2 separate regions of the Mus musculus genome follow, and region 2 is linked to region 1. The links are chromatin loops, found by intact Hi-C in ENCODE. Cell type or tissue: heart. All regions are shown on one strand.

Region 1 (8,000 bases):
TTTTGTTAGTGTAGGAGCCCAATCTTCAGTAGTTGTTACTTCTAAACAGAAGCCAGGGAGTATTATGGGATAGGAGACCTCAATGAGCGGAATGGACCCCTCCCACTTTTAAGCCCAGTGCACTCAACAGAATGTCACTTAAGTCTGTATTTGTTTAAGTTTATATTTGTGAAGTTCATTTATTTGAGTACATAGCCCCGGGGGGCTCTCAGATGCCCACCTTGGGCAAGTACTAAGAAAAGGCTACAGAGGTCGGCTATTTCAACAACAGTCTCACTTTGAGGCACAGCCCCGTCTCTGGGGGTCGTCTGCTCTCTGCCCCTCCCTCCAAGGTCCTGCCCCGGAGGCTCCAGGAGAAACTTGAGGTGGGGTTGGATCCTCAGGATGATGGGGAACTCGTCAGCTGGCCCTTCTGCTGGAAGTAGAACTGGAACCGAGATTGGGCATACTCCTAAGGAAGGAAGTCCGAAATGCAGTGTGAGAAGCCTGGAAAACAGCATTCTGCCCAAAGCCACCAGGGCCTGCCCAGCTTTCCTGGAGGACGTGACCGGAGCAACTCTGCAGCGCCCACCCAACATGCCCACAGTAGGGCTTACTTACCAAGTAGCCGAACTCTATAGTGGACATCGAAGCCTGCAGGGTGGACCACAGACCCCAGAAAAAGTGAGATGCCAGGGAGTACCTAGGGAACGAGGGTGGGAAGAGGAGGTGCGCTCAAGAGCCCATTTCACACTGCCTGGCTTCCAGCCCGGGCTGCCCAGCCTCCAAAATATCCACGGCTCTGCCAGTTCCCTAATCCCCGTCCAGACTGAGACTCTCTCTGACAGTCTCTGGTGTGGTCTTCTACCTCTACCCTGACACCTTACCTGCAGGGCTCCTTTTTCTTTTCCTTTTTTTTGTTTTTGGTTTTGTTTTGTTTTGTTTTGTTTTGTTGTTTTGTTTGAGAAAGGGTTTCTCTGGCTGTCCTGGAACTCACTCTGTAGACCAGGCTGGCCTTGAACTCAGAAATCCGCCTGCCTCTGCCTCCCAAGTGCTGGAATTAAGCACCACCACTGCCTGGCCTCCTTTTTTCTTCTGAAGGGTTTTCCCCTCCCCTTTCCCCTCCTTTCTCACCGACTGATCTCTAGCAGCAATTCTTCTTCCCGTTTCTTCTGTTCCTCTTCGGAGAGGATCTCACCCTTCTGAACCTCTGCCAGATAATGGCGAATAAAATGGAGCTGAGATCAATGGACAAGAGTCAGGGACTGGGGAGATTGGAATATCACCCTCTGTAGCCTTTATTCCTCTTTTCGAATGAAACAGAACAGGAAGCCAGAAGGCTTTTCTCTTCCCAACCTCCAGACTATATACCTGCTGTTCTCTAGTGGGGTAGTCCGTGGGTCTTGCTTTGTAGAAAGGCCATTCTTCATAAGTATAATCATAAACCCACTCACAAAAATGATTCCCAATGTCAAAGCCCCTGGGAGGATAGAGCAAACATTCAGTCCATGGGCAGCGGGGCTGTGGAGGTGAAGGGCCTGGCCTGTTTTGCCAGGACCCTGTAGGAACAGGACCCACAGGAGGCAGTCCTCCCACACTTACCTGTAGTTATAACTACTGTACTCAAAATCAACCAACATGAGGTTATCATCACTGTCTGGCTCTGAAAGCAACAAGATGTTTCCTAGGGGAATGGGGATTTTGGTCACTTCAGGGCATGCTGCCCTCTTTCGGCGTGGGCTCAAAGACTCACATACATTCTCCTACCTTCCTGGATGTCATTGTGGCAGAAGACCACTGGTGACGGGGTATCGTCTAGTAACTTCCTGTAGAGGTAGAGAGGCGTAGGCTATAAGGCCTTGTGACTAGCCCTCAACAAATCCTGGAGAGGACACTGATAAATGCCAGTGCCACCCACCCGCCCACTATGTCATCCGCCTTCACCTGAGGCTGTTCATCTCGTCCTTGAGGCTGTACATCTCTACCAGGTTCATCTGGGGAAGGCTGGTGGAAGGCAAGTCCTGGATCTGCTTCAGGTACCTGGAAGCCGCCCAAACGGGAAACATTCTGTCTATCTCTCCCCACCCCCTTCTATCGACTCTTCAGGCCAAATTGTCCTGTCACTGGGCTTTGGCTGGGAAACAGAGTCCATGATACTGGGGTATCTATCCACTCAACTAGAGGTTCAGTTTTAGATGCACGGATCCCAAACTGGACTCACCGCTCCATGGTCCCAAACAACCATCGGGGCTCCTTAGTGAAGGGCATCTCCATACCATGGAAACGGGCCATCCTCGTTGCAATGGCTCCCGACAACACTGGGTCCCGGAGCTCTTGAGTTTTCAACGGCCGGCTCTGTACCCAGTAACCTATCAGGGTGGTGAGGGGGCTGGGGCGGGAGGGGGAAGGGATACGGGATGGGAGGAGATCAAGGTCTTAGGGAAATTTCCCTACCTGGGATGTGAAGGCAGACTTTGGGAAGGGTAAAGACTTGGGGTAAAAACAACAAAAACTGGGCTCTTACTGGGAGGTACTGTTCCAAGCGGCCCTCTGGAAACACTCCGTAAAGCTGGGGCCCTAGAGACCGCTCTGCGAGAATGGCGAACATCACGCTTTCTAATACCAAGGAGTCTACACCCTGATAAAAGATGTATGGCAAAGGGGCTCATGTCAGAAAAAGCCAGAGGTACGTGGGTACTGGCCCAAATCGGCTTCATCTACAATAGCTTGGACTTCTGCTCTTACTGACTGAGAATTCTTGAGCTTCAGCATATTCAGCTACACAAATAAGACACCACTTTCTGCACCACTTGCTCCAGATGTCCGAACTCCCAAGTTACGATCCTTCTTTTCCCTCACCTGCAGGATGGCCCCGTAGAGTCGTAGCAGCACCTCCCGGGGCTCCCCGCCCACACTGGGTACGTGGTTCGGTAGTGAGCATCGGAAGAGCAGGTTGCTGAGGCCTCCGCTGCAGATCCACACAGGTCAGGCTCAGCAAGGGTCGTCCCCCCGATTGGTGGGACCCACTCTAGACACCCTTCCCGAGAGGACCTCCCAAGTCCCGAAGGGGGACCCCGCCCCCCAGCACAGCAGGCTGCAGACCTGCCCCCACCCCCCACCCCCCCGCGTAGCACTGACGGCGACCGAACTGGGAGTGTCCCCAGGGTCCCCAGGGCTGACCCCTGACCTCACGGGACAAACGCTCAGCTCCTCCGGCCGCGCTCGGCGCCAGGCCCCGCCCAGGTACTCCCGGCACCACTGATAGGCTCGGCGCTGCGCGTCACGGGACAGCGAGGAAGCGCGCCGCCGATTGGGGATTGGCTCTGGGCACTTAGCATCCTGCAAACCGTCCTTGGGCAGGCCGCCGCCGACAGCCCCTCCTCCGACTACCCCTGTCCCGTCTGCCGCCATGACGTGGGCTCCGTTAGGTTTAACGCCTGCCGGTGCTCAGCGAGCCTCAGGTGAGGTTGGCTCCTTCCGGGTAGGCTCGGTTCCGCTTCCCGGAAGCCGCAGAGTCTCTGGGCGTCCTCGGCTCTTCGCGACTGCCTTCGGCTTTCTTGGTGGCTCCAGTCCTGGGACCGTTTCCAAGCCAGATGCGATTCTCAGGGCTGCGGCGCTCAAAGGCAAAGAGGGACGGCAGCTTTCCCTGAGTGGGGCGCGCTCGGGCCACGCCCGATCCGCCTATCAGTCTCTGCAAAAACAAGTTACTGCGTGGACTGTGTCCGGAACCAAGGAAGTGACGTAGGCCAATCCCGAGCGCCGTGGGCGGTTGGACAGTAGCTCCGCAAAGCTTACGAGCCAGGCTCTGGCCAATGAATGGACGATGGTAGTTTGCGGCTCCTTTATAACAGCTGCTGTGTGAGACACTCTACTAGGGAGTAGATTAGCCGAGCCTGTGGTGACAGTTGGGGTAAGTGAATGGAAGAATGAAAACGTAGGTTCTAACGATTCCCCTTTCCACAAGGCAGCAGGTGTATATGTGATGCTGGAAGGCGTAATAAGAATCAGTCCGGCGTGTCCAGCGCTGCATAGACCGCATGAGCGCCATTAATGTGACCCAACACAATAACTTAAAGTATTTTTCTTTCTCGAGAGAGTGTGTCTCTCTCCTGTTAAATATCGGGAAGAGGGAGACGTTAATGGTCAGCTTAGAAAGGAAGCTTACACAATCCATAATTCATCTGAAGGATGAGGTTTATTAGAATGAAAGGGCCTCAAAGCTACGAGTTTCGGTGTAGGGGAGGGAGAATTGAACATGAGACCTTAGAGTTAAGAAAAGACTTTCCTTTAAAGTCTAGGGATGGGGCTGAAGAGGTGGCTAAGCGGTTAAGAGCACTGATCCCTCTTCCAGAGGTCCTGAGTTCAATTCCCGCCAACCATGTGGTGGCTCACAACAGTCTGTATGTAATGGGATCCGATGCCCTCTTCTGGTGTGTCTGAAAATAGCCACAGTGTACTCATACACATAAAAAATAAATAATTCTTTTTTAGAAAGCCTAGGGAGTGGGGGCTGGCGAGATGGCTCAGTGGTTAAGAGCACTGACTGTTCTTCCGAAGGTCCTGAGTTCAAATCCCAGCAACCACATGATGGCTCACAACCACCCGTAATGAGATCTGACGCCCTCTTCTGGTGCGTCTGAAGACAGCTACAGTGTACTTACATATAATAAATAAATCTTAAAAAAAAAAAAAGGGAAGAGAGTTCATTGTGCGGGTGCGGGGTGTGTGTGTGTGTGTGTGTGTGTGTGTGTGTGTATAAGAACGCGGGGGAAGCATTCAGGAAACTGAAATCGGTGGTTAATTACCTGTGAATCTGAGGACAGTCTAGTCTATATACTGGGTTCCAGGCCAGCCAGGCTACATAGTGAGAGAAGAAAGGTGGTAAGAGAATTAATGGGGTGGCAGCAGAGGAGCCAATCAGAGAGCAGCCTTAAGAGCAATCTGTGAAGCAGACAGCTGAGGTGTTTCCAGACCGATCTCCTAAAAAAAAAAGAGAGAGAGAAAATTGACTTCAAAACAAAATTTTTTAGAATTGTCAAAACCATGAGCAGTTTTCCTACATGGCCCACTGAGAGCTGGAGAGAGGCATCCCCTGCTCCAGGCTGTGGGAGCTGGCTTAAAGATGTAGGCTATCTCCCCTTTAATCCCAGCACTGGAGAAGCAGAGGAGTACAGGGTCAGGACACAGACAGATAAACGTGCAGGTGGGTATTTTAACTTCCTTAATACTTTGGACCGTGAACTTTGTGGAGAATGAACTTTGTAGGTGGTAACATTGTTTTATGTTGCAATGTTAAAACTCTGGACCAGCCTGGAAATGTTAGGTGGTGTTTTTATTTTTTATTTTGGCTAGCTTTTGAGCCTGGGAAAGAGTTCTAAGCTCTGTTTTCTGGGCCGAGGTTCTAGGTGAAAGTGGCCTTGATTCTGCTATCTGACTGACCAGACCATATCTTTCCAGCCTTTTTTTTTTTTTTTTAACATAACTACTCCTATCAGGAAGTCAGGCCTGGGTTGGCATAGCTTGTCCTTTGTGACTTACTAGAGGTCAGCTTCTTAGCCTGTGGGACATGCATGACCCCGTGAGGTTGGCTGAATGTAGGGATTGGTGAAAGATTTGGCGACAGTAAAGGTTTCTGAACAAATAATAACCAGAAATTAATGTAAAATAAATCAAGACAAAGGAATTCAAGATGTTTCTGACCACTAGATAACTGAATTGTAGCCTTGGTTTTGAGCACACAGCATGCGTACTTCATGTGGCCACACCAACTTGGCTAGTATTTGAGACTGTGGTGTACTGTTGAAACAGTTGGTGACCCGGTGACGTAGGTCTCCTGTCTCTGGCCAGGTTCTTGGCCATCCTTCCTCCAGGAATGGACTGGGAAGACAGCAAAGGAAAGCATGAGCAACTTTATCTGCCTCGTGGACATAAAGAGTTCCAAGGGTCTCGATGAATGGCTCCAAACATATTTCTGCTATTTTGTACTTCATATTTAAAGCCAAACTCTCAGCACTGAAAATCATAAAGTAAGAATATCAAATTTGAAAAACTGTTACTGTTCTGTACCCCAGGGTATCCAACATTCAGCCAGAATTTAATGTTTTGGGGTTTTTGTTCGGTTTTTGGTTTTTGGAGACAGGGTTTCTCTGTGTCGCCATGGCTATCCTGGAAGTCATTGTACAGAGTGGTCAGGGTGGTCTTGAACTCAGAGGTCTGAGATGCCTCTATTTCCTGAGTTCTATGGTTAAGAGGTATGAGCCACCAATGTCTGGCCAGAATTTAATGTTTTATTTAAACATAAGCATGTGCCTCATTCGGAAGCAGTTTTTCCCACCTTAACAAATGGTAAACACACACACACACATATTAGGCCTAAGAATATATATATATATATTTTCATATTCCTAAGAATTGTTTTTAAGTATTTTATGAGTTATCACCAAATGTTTATTTGTATGTTTATTTGTATTACATATACACCTGGGGCTCAGTATAAATTTCTCAGGTTAACAAACTGAGCAGTGGGAAAAGTTGACAAATCTCTGTGTCAGGAGTAGGCACTCCTACTGTTGGCTTCTCTCTTACAGTGTACTTTTAATCAGTTTGTCTTAAAGGATAGAAAAACAAAAACAAAAACAAGAGAATCTTCAAGAAATGTGCAAAACAGAGACTTTTGTGCAAACCTGCAAGAGAGGGCAAATAGTCTTATAGCCTGCTAGTTCTTGCTTCAGTTTTTCCATCAAGTAAATAATTATAGGATAGAAAGTTTGAAGTCTATCACACACAAAGTTTATTGCAGCAAAAATAGCACACACACAGAGTACAGTATACAAAGTCATAGCTCACTGAATAACACTGTGTGTGTGTGTATGTGTGTGTGTATGTGTTGGCAGAGCAGCATTTGCCCCTGGGAGTGTCCAGATGGTCTGCAGCTCCTTTCTCGGGCCAAACTCTGACCTATATACAATTGTGGAAAACTCAGGCACACGAGTAAGGCCTAGAAGGAATGTCTTGCAAAGCAAAACAAGACTACGGGGACAGGGAAGTAGAGAAGGGGGGACACAAAGGGGCCAAAGAGCCCGTTTGCTCAAGTTCTGATTGCAGAGCTGCCTTTAGTAGCTAGCTAAATGATACATAAACAGCAGGGGAAGAATATGAATTGTTCATTCCTGAGGTGAACCTAGAGTCCCATGTCTCTGTCTACCATTACCTTCTTTCCAGCCCCTGTGCTGCCCACCGCTGGACCAGCTGGGGCAGACTTTTTTAAATGTTTTTAGTAGGGTGTTGGACAGGGCTTGAATTGGACCTGGCAGTATACACTTTGTGGGTTGGGTCATTTTGAATGACAGCAGGAACCTGATTGGGTGAGATAAGGTTGGGGGGGGGGGGGGAGTGGGGGTTGGTGGGGGGGGGGGCCTTTACCATTTCTTCTGGGGTTGGGTTGGCCTGGGTTTAGTGAGAGTGAGTTAGCCTGCCCATCTTACCAGAGAGGGGGGAAAAAAACAAAACAAAATAAAACAAAAAACCTGAAAACCCTCTAGTAGGTTTCTTTGATGGAAATAAGCCATCTCAGTTCAAAAAAATAATTGGAGCCAGGTATAATGGCACACACCATTGGGAGGCAGAGGCAGGTGGATTTCTGTGAGTTTGAGGGCAGCCTGGTTTACATAGTGAGTCTAAGACAGCCAGGATGCATAATGAAATCCTGTCTCAAAAAAAAAAAAAAAAAAAAAAAAAAAAGTAGGTCTGGAAGGGAGACTGTGGTGTTTTGAATAAGAATGGCCCTCATTGGGGCTGGAGAGATGGCTCAGAGGTTAAGAGCACTGACTGCTCTTCAGAAGGTCCTGAGTTCAATTCCCAGCAACCACATGGTGGCTCACAGCCATCTGTAATGAGATCTTATGGCTTCTTCTGGAGTATCTGAAGACAGCTATAGTGTACTTACATATAATAAATAAATAAATCTTAAAAAAGAAAGAAAAAAAAAAAGAATGGCCCTCATAGGCTCATAGATTTGAATA
Region 2 (8,000 bases), 75 kb before region 1:
GTTGGCGGCAGCCTGCTCAGAGGCGGCTCTGGAATCCTTCTTGGAGGTTTGCTTACGTTTTTCCTCTCTAGTCTGTTTTGAGGACTGGAGCGGGCGGGGGGCGAGTAGGGTCTGCACAACTCGGATAGCCACCACTGCCCCGAAGAGCCCCCAGAGCAGGATGGGAGGCTCCAGGGGAGACAGCTGTGTCCGCACCCAGTTCAGTGTCTGAGCTAGGCCATTGCTGGGGCTGCGGGCCCGGGGTGGACTCTTATCCTACGGAGACAAAAACCAAGAAAAGCCCACGGGGTTCACTCCTGCAACAGGCAAGCACCCTGCTACCTCTCACAGTTCAGCTGGCTCCTTCATACCTTTAGTCCAAACTGTTGGAGCAGGGTTTCCAGTGTTGGGTCCCCCAAGGATACAGATGGGAAGAATTCCTCTACCCACTGGCGGTGCCACCACCGGCTGTAACAGAACTGGAGAGTCAGCGTGTGGCTATAGCCAGGCCCTGGCCCCCCATCCATCACTGCAGCCTTACCTCTGATCTCCAGGCTTTGAGAACCAGTACTTATAGCGCTGGGCCCGCAGGTAGGTGGGTGGCCGTTCATGAAAGGGGTAGTTGGCAACATGGCTCTGGACTAGTCGGATCACTGTGGCCGGGGAGGAGAGGGTAACATGGATTTGAACTTGTCTTTACCTTCCTGGCCCCTCTCCCGGCCCAGCCCAGCCCGGCCCAGCCCTCACCTGGCTCCTTGCCCTGCAGGAGGCGCAGCACCAGGCCGGTGAACCAGGGGCTGTGTGTATGCGGGCCAAGGGCTGCGAACCACATCTGCCAATCAAGGCGTGGCTGGTGAGGAGTCAGGAAAGGGGGTGGTCGGCTCACATTCCCAGGTTTGTACATGAATTCGATCTCCTGACAGAGGGACACATGGTTAGCTGGGATGGCTGGACTTGGTCCCTTTACCCCTGTATCATTTGGGAGGGCTCACTGTCCAATGCTGTCCGTCATAGCTGCCCTCTAGGACCACTTCCGGCCGCCCGCCCACGCCAGTCATCCGACGGAAAAGGCCGTAAGAGTTGGCCAGCTGTAGGTGCTCCACAGAACCGAACAGGCGATGAGCCCCAGTCCAGAGACGCCCGTGGGTCCCAGGTTCCACATAGGAGTAAGGTACCTGCAGGCAAATAGGCGATAGCTCAGTGCTGCCCCATCTTCCCCCAGTCCCAGTCTTCACAGGGTCACCTACTAGGCTGATCAGGAACAAGGCCACTGTTGCCGTGCCCAGGACGGAGAGCTGGATACCCGCAGAGAACTTCCGTGACCATCCTTGTACCTGGATCCACCTGGGGACGAGAGGGACGGGTGTGGTCAGACCTGATCTGAAAGCGGCTTCTGCCCGCGGTCTTCGGGTACATACATACCTCCAGAGGACAACAAGCAACTCCCAGGCCAGGGAGGCTGTCCCTAGCCACACAGTTGGCAGGGTTACCGTCTTCAGCCACTGGGAGAACTGATGGAAGGTGAAGGCTGCCAGGGAGGAGAGTGTGATCAGGGACTGAGCCAGCCCTTTCCCTTAGGTCCCCATGTTGGCACTTACTGGTTTTCGAGAGGATGATGTGCTGTTGCCAGTCAACCTCCAGGCCAAAGTAGTAGACAGTGCCGTAGGCCAGCAGCCCATAGACAGTCAGTTCCAGCAGTAAGGACAGCGCGGTCAGCAGGGCTTTAGGCCAGGCTATGGGTTGGACAGACAGTCACAGATTGGCTAAGGGTCTGCAGCCAAGGGACAGGGGCTCTTTGGCGGATGACATGGGTTTGGTTGTCGTGATGGGATGACTGACACTCACAGGTGGGCATCTTCTTGTGGCATCTGAGGCCAGGCTCAGCAGACAGGTGACGGTCATCCAGGAGGGCAGTGGTGAGCACCAGGGTTAGCAGGTTGAAGAAATTGTAGTTGCCAGTGATGATAATCAGGACTTGCAATAATGCCTGAGAGGAAGACATGCAGTCAGAGCTATGGAGAGGATGCTCTTGGGCTCCCGCAGACCTAAAGACGACACTTTCCCAAAGGCCACAGCCTCACGTGACAGTATACACCTAGACTGGCTAACACATCCTTCTGCCTGCGATGCTTCCCCCCACAGCACCCATCACCCGACCACTCCCGCCCCAGCAAGCCTCACCAGCCAGTGGTAAAGGCCACACTCTCTTCTACCTACCTGAGCGTAGAAGGCAGTAAGTCGTAGGCGGCGAATAGGAGCAAAGAACAGGGGTGGCACTGCGATCTCGATGAGGAAGGTGGCTACCACGCTGAGCTTGTGTAGCCAGACCGGCAGATGGTGAGCAAACCAGGCAGCGGGTGTGGGCAGGCACTGAGTCTCATAGTGGTAGGTCAGAGCTGCAGGAAGCGAGTGGAGGTCAGGGCTGGTTAAGAGCCTCTAGACCATCCCAGCTTCAGGCCCCGGGCCCTCACCAGTGAGTCCCCACCACGTAGGGCAGCGGCTGGTCAACTTGACCACACCAGAGGCGAACATGAGTCGAAACAGCAGCCAGCGCACGAGCCAGAATGGGAGGTCTTCATGGGGTAAGGCTCCTGCTAATCTACCCTGGAGAATCTTGTGTTTGGAAGGCCCCCTCAGCGGGGCTACCAGTATAGCTAGGAAGCCAGTCTCCAGCAGCAGGGAATCCCTATAGGGAGGGAAATATCCTAAATTTCCTATTTAGGTTGCTTAATAGGAACCTCCCAGGGTCCTCCCAGGAGAGGCAAACAACCCTGCCCAGTGGCCTCAGGCAGATTGGGCCCCCGGAATCACTCACCACTGGAAATAAAGGAACACTTGGCCCACCTGTAGGGAGAGAAGTGGTCAGGGAGCCACTGTGTGTCTGCTGCATCAGGTGAGGCAGAGAGAGAGGGTGGGTTAGATGAAGGCTGAAGTTTTAAGTGTCTCACTTGCCTGGTAGGCTGATCGGTATGCAACCCAGAGCAGCAGGTAGACGAAGGGGTGTCTCAGAGAGTTCAGGAGCAGGGCGCCCAGGGCTAGCACGGTGCCCAATAAGGTCAGTAAATCCAGACCTTGGGCAGTATCCAGCCCCAGTCTTGGTGCCTCCCACAGCAGCGTTGGTGTTTCCCACAGCTGCTGCCACAGGCCCTTGCCTTGGGGCCGCAGTGTTCTTCGAGCAGGAAGGATGCCCTCTGGGCCATAGAGGCCTGTGGGAGGGTATGTCAGGGCCAAGTCTTAGACATCTTCCCAGTCTAACATGCACATGAACTTAGGCCCCGGAGATGCTCCACCACCAGCTCCTGGCATGCAGATGTCCCAAACCCCCAACTCCAGGTTGTGCTTGCAGATGTTCCCATCCCAGGCAGGGCTTGCTCTGTCTACCAGATGGTCTCTCTCTCTCACGTTGGAAATTGTTGACCCCCAACACCAGGTTCAGAAGACCTGATTCTGGGTCAGCACCTTCTGTCAATTAGAGCGCATCCCTCTCTTACCTGCCCACAGAGTCCAGGTAGAAATCTGCCACCCACTCCCCTCGGGGTTTTTCCCTAAGCCTAGATGAGACTACTAATAGTTAAGGGAAATCGACCCTTGTGCTTCTTTTTCCTCCACTTTTGTTGCCCGCAAACTACCACCCCTTAATCCCGCGCAGAGAGAGGCCTGGACTTTACACCCGCCTCAGAGGGCAGTGAAGGAAGGGATGCTACCACGTCCACGTGTGACGATTCAACCCCTCCGCGCCCTCACCTGGGATCTGGGTGTAGAGGGACGCAAAGGCGAACAAGTAGACAGCGGCCACACCCTGTAGGAAAAGCTGCTGTGGGACCCGGGAGCTCGCCATGTCCGCTACGCGGTCTTGCCGAAGTAGTGCCCTCTAGTCTCCTAGCTGCCCCCAGCCCGGCCTCTGGCCCACGCCGCAGCCGGAATCCGTCAGTCCGGTCGGGTCACTGAGCTCCACCCAGTGCCAAAGAACTCACCGCTAACCACCTAGAAACTTAGTCTCCTCCGCTCCTCCAGGCCCCCCCCCTAGACACGGAGCCCCGCCCCCGGTGTAGGCCCCGCCCCCGTCGGGCCCGCTTCTTTACTTCTTCGAAACTGGGCCCGCCTGACGTCATACGTGTGCGCGCAGTGCCCTGGCTACGTACTTCCGGGGCGGGAGCACCAAAATGGCGCCAGAACCAGTAGCGGGTTGAGCCATGGTTCCGGGCTTCTAGTCCCGTTCTAGACATGGAGGATGTGGAGGTGCGCTTTGCTCACCTCTTGCAGCCCATCCGGGATCTCACTAAGAACTGGGAGGTGGACGTGGCGGCACAGCTGGGCGAGTATCTGGAGGAGGTGAGGGCGGCGGGGGAATGGCATCGGCCTGGGCGCTCAGGCTGCATTGCCACCCCCCGCCTCCGGGTCTGTAGCCGTCTGGTGTGTCATCCGCAGTCTTGTTTCTTTCCTCACCCCCCTTCAAAATCCAGCCTGCCTCTCGAAACTTTCAGCTAGATTCTCCCGGAGCTGTCCTTTTCAGGCCTCTGTCGGTTAGCGAGCTGTGAAGTCGATTTGGTTGGATGATAATCATTTTTCTCCAACAAGTACATTATTTCCGTTTTCTTTGGGGGAATACAATACATTAAGAAGCAAACTTTTTGTTTTCCCCTTTTGGGGGCGGATTTAACCTGGGGCTTTGGACAGGTTTGGCAGGCACTCTACCACCGAGCTTTTTTTTGGAACCTGTTTTTCTTCTTGAGCCAGGCGCCAAGGCAGGTCTTAAACCCGAAGTCTTCTGTCCCAGTCTCCCGATTATTTGCAACTACCAATCAACCCTACCATACCAGGACTCTTACAGTAATGGAGAGAGATCTGGTTCCCGAAGGAAAAGGGATTTTGTATCTTAGACCTCAAGCCCCGCCCACACGATCTTCCCGCAGTGCGACGCACCCATACCCCAGGCTCTTAATTTGAACCAGTTTTGTCCAGAAGGATCCGCCCCCTCCCCCATCCTGTTGGTGGCCCAGCCCCTCGCCGTAATCTAGCCTATCAGCATTCCATTCCTCCGTTTTGTTTTTTTTTAAGTTCAGGTCTATTCAGTCACTGTCTGCTCCGTTTCTGCACGTTCACACTTTGGCTCAACACAATCGGATCCCACTACTGAATAGTTACAGGTCTCAACTCGAACTGTAGTGGTCTTCGTATTTAAAAATAAAAGAGACGCTCGAAGTGCCCTGTTGGGGAGATTTCTCGGTCTGACAGCTTCCTTTTTGAAACAGTGCTCTTAGGATTTCTATTTGACTGCTTCTGTTTTCTTTCTTAAGTGTCGAGCTTCTTGGGGTGGAGTCTTCTTTCCCTTAAAAATAGAAAATCTTACTTGTGTGATTTTTTTTTTTTTTAAATACAAGTTTTCAACTCCATGTGGTGGGATACACCCATACCGATCTTCCTTGTGAGCTGTCCCAGATTTGTTTGTTCTAGCCACTCCCTTGGCATGTGCTGGGATGTTACTCGAGCTCTTGGATGTTATTTAAAGTGGAGCTTTTGGGTTGTGGTTCAAATTCTAGTCCTCTATTTTGGTAGTGTTTCACTGTTTAACTAAAGGTGAAAATTAAGAGATGTGATAAGGCCTCATGTCTCACACCAAGTTTACCAATGAATTGTGTCAGTTATATTGCAAGAATATACTTCCTTCCCCACTATATCTGGTCTAGGTGTATTAAACCTAGATATTTAAAACCTTCTCATCCAGGCTCTTAGATTGGACACCATCCAGTCTGAAGAATTAAAACTGGAGACAGGGATGGGGGCGCAGGGACCTGGAAAGCTGCCTCATCAATTCAGAGCACTGACTATTCTTTCAGAGGACCCAGGTTCAGTTCTAAGCACCCACAGGACAGATCGCAGCTGTCTGTAATCCCAGTTCCTGGGGATCCAGTGCCTTCATCAGGCCTCCACTGGCACCAAACATACAGGTGGTACACAGATATGGATACAGGCAAAACACCTACATCATTTTTTGTTTTTAGAAAATTTAAATCAGGGCTAGAGAGATGACTGGATAAGAGCACTTGCTGCTCTCGTAGAGGACCTGGGTTCAGTTCTCAGAACCAAAAAAAAAAAAAAAAAAAAAAGTAGCTCACAATGGCCTGTAACTCTACTTCCAGAGGTCCCAGGGCCATTTTTGGATCCATGAACCCCTGCAAGCACATGGTGCACACACATTAGTGCAAGCACACACACATCTTAGGAAAAAAAAAGTTATAACCAGGCCTCAACATTGCATAGTTGTTTGCTTGCTGGTTTGTGGTCTGTCTTTACCCTACAGTATAAATTCTAGAAGGGTAGAGATTCGTATATGCTTTCTTATTCTTTGTAGAATGTCTGACACAGTAGGTGCAGGATAAATGCTTATTAAATGAACATGTATTTTTTTTTAAAAGACTTATTTATTTATTATATCTAAGTACACTGTCGCTGTCTTCAGACACCCCAGAAGAGGGCGTCAGATCCCATGATGGATGGTTGTGAGCCACCTTGTGGTTGCTGGGATTTGAACTCAGGACCTCTGGAAGAGCAGTCAGCGCTCTTACCCGCTGAGCCGTCTCTCTGGCCCTTGATGATCAACCTGCACTGCACAGTTGGCTGAGAAGCGCCAAGAACAGTATTAAGAGGTCATATTGTGGAATCAGGTTTTCTTAAAAGGATCTGTGGGCACACTGTTAAATTTGTTTCCTGGCTTGGTCAGCTCTTCTGCTTCAGATAAGGCTCCTTTCCTGCCCCCGGGTCTGTTCCCATGATGTCTTTAATCTCAGCACTTGGTAGGTGGAGGGAGGAGGATCAGTTCAAGATCATTCTTGGCTCCAGAATCCATGTGAAGCCTGAGCTATAGGAGGCCCTGTTTCAATTATCAAATAACAAGAAGACTATGCCACATCGCCTAACGCTTTGCTGTCCTGGCACTGATGCTGTATATGTTCTTCTTGTTTTCCATCTAGTTACCAGTGTTCTAACATGCCTTATGGTGTTACTTTCTTTTATTTGTTCATTGTTATTAAGTATTATATGCCAAGAATCAACTTAAAATTAAAAGAAAAAAGAAAACAGATGTCAAGCAAAGCAAAGAGTAATTCATGCTTTGATAAAATGTCTGCTCTCCAGGGAGGATGGATATCAGGGTGGGAACCACGTCATTATTGCTTCCTACCTAGACGTGTCTATTTGGCCTAAGCACTATCTCTTTATGTTTCATATAAATCAATGTAGCCTTTACAACAAAGTCTGAAATGGTCACTAGTGAGATGAAATGATGTGCTGATAGTAGACAAAGCTTCTCTGTTCCCCACCGTCTGTATTGTGTGTTATCACAAGTGCATGATAAACTGTATTGTGTGAGTGTGATAAACTGTATTGTGTGAGTGTGATAAACTGTATTGTGAGTTATCACAAGTGCATGATAAACTGGAGAGAAAAGGCTAGGAAGTCATGAAGACTGAGACTGAGGGACCTGGTTGTGTTTGAGGTAAAAGGAGTTGCCATGTCTGGTAAGCCGAAAATTTCTATGTAGTGGGGACATGGGGCTTGCCTCTGGAAGGCATGAAAGTCAGTTCACAGGCAAAGGCTGGTAGCTGGAAGAGACTACGAGTTTACATAACTCCCTTGGGGGATTTTACAATTTCAGGTTTTCCCTCTGAGTGGCAGAAAGCCTGTAACGAACTTGCAGGAGAGGTTAGGCTGGGCCAGGTCAGCTGTCATTAGAGAGGAACTTGAGGTAGTAGGGGACTGATCCAGATTGAACTGCCAGGTGAATAAGAGGAGCTGAGAGCCTTCATTTTGGGGGGATGAGTGTGGATGCTCAGAAGCTAGCATGGACTTGCTCACTGGACTCTTATTTATAAAAATCTGGGTAGTTGAATAGGACAGTTGGACATAGGGGTTTGGGCAGTAGTAAGAGTGTTTGCAAGACTTTAAGTTCAATCCCTATTACCTTGAAGAACAATTCTGGGCTGTGTCTTTATTTATTTGTTTATTTATTATTTATAGATCTT

What was found. Peaks named below come from ENCODE experiments on the same cell type or tissue, not always from the same donor. Only the 100,000 strongest peaks of a DNase experiment are listed, where the experiment ranks them.
Region 2: it touches region 1 in a loop (2.2-fold over the local background); 4 of 42 quality-filtered maps call a loop at or near these places.

What each region holds. Positions count from the first base shown.
Region 1 is chr15:89,426,211-89,434,210 of GRCm38, forward strand. Chkb (choline kinase beta) reads right to left here and starts at 3,717. Exons shown (of 11, transcript NM_007692.6): 1 at 3,167-3,717; 2 at 2,839-2,947; 3 at 2,504-2,617; 4 at 2,201-2,334; 5 at 1,924-2,019; 6 at 1,747-1,805; 7 at 1,582-1,663; 8 at 1,351-1,459; 9 at 1,114-1,217; 10 at 601-682; 11 at 139-451. The coding sequence starts at 3,390. The coding sequence ends at 380. Gm44502 (predicted readthrough transcript (NMD candidate), 44502) reads right to left here and starts at 3,717. Exons shown (of 27, transcript NR_004843.2): 1 at 3,167-3,717; 2 at 2,839-2,947; 3 at 2,201-2,617; 4 at 1,924-2,019; 5 at 1,747-1,805; 6 at 1,582-1,663; 7 at 1,351-1,459; 8 at 1,114-1,217; 9 at 601-682; 10 at 278-451. It overlaps C730034F03Rik (a long non-coding RNA gene), which reads left to right and starts at 3,805. Exons shown (of 4, transcript XR_875570.1): 1 at 3,805-3,889. In heart, a CTCF peak has its summit at 4,437 (motif pointing left); DNase peaks (open chromatin) are centred at 661, 2,141, 3,271 and 3,721; H3K4me3 peaks cover 2,889 bases; H3K27ac peaks cover 2,991 bases.
Region 2 is chr15:89,351,633-89,359,632 of GRCm38, forward strand. It overlaps Lmf2 (lipase maturation factor 2), which reads right to left and starts at 4,027. Exons shown (of 14, transcript NM_178919.4): 1 at 3,724-4,027; 2 at 2,932-3,185; 3 at 2,795-2,823; 4 at 2,451-2,665; 5 at 2,197-2,375; 6 at 1,825-1,966; 7 at 1,578-1,712; 8 at 1,402-1,507; 9 at 1,227-1,323; 10 at 972-1,154; 11 at 727-895; 12 at 521-632; 13 at 351-447; 14 at 1-255. The coding sequence starts at 3,817. It overlaps Ncaph2 (non-SMC condensin II complex, subunit H2), which reads left to right and starts at 4,087. Exons shown (of 20, transcript NM_001115132.2): 1 at 4,087-4,311. The coding sequence starts at 4,204. In heart, no CTCF peak of the experiment used is centred here; DNase peaks (open chromatin) are centred at 1,319, 2,489, 4,099, 4,939 and 2 weaker places; H3K4me3 peaks cover 3,485 bases; H3K27ac peaks cover 2,687 bases.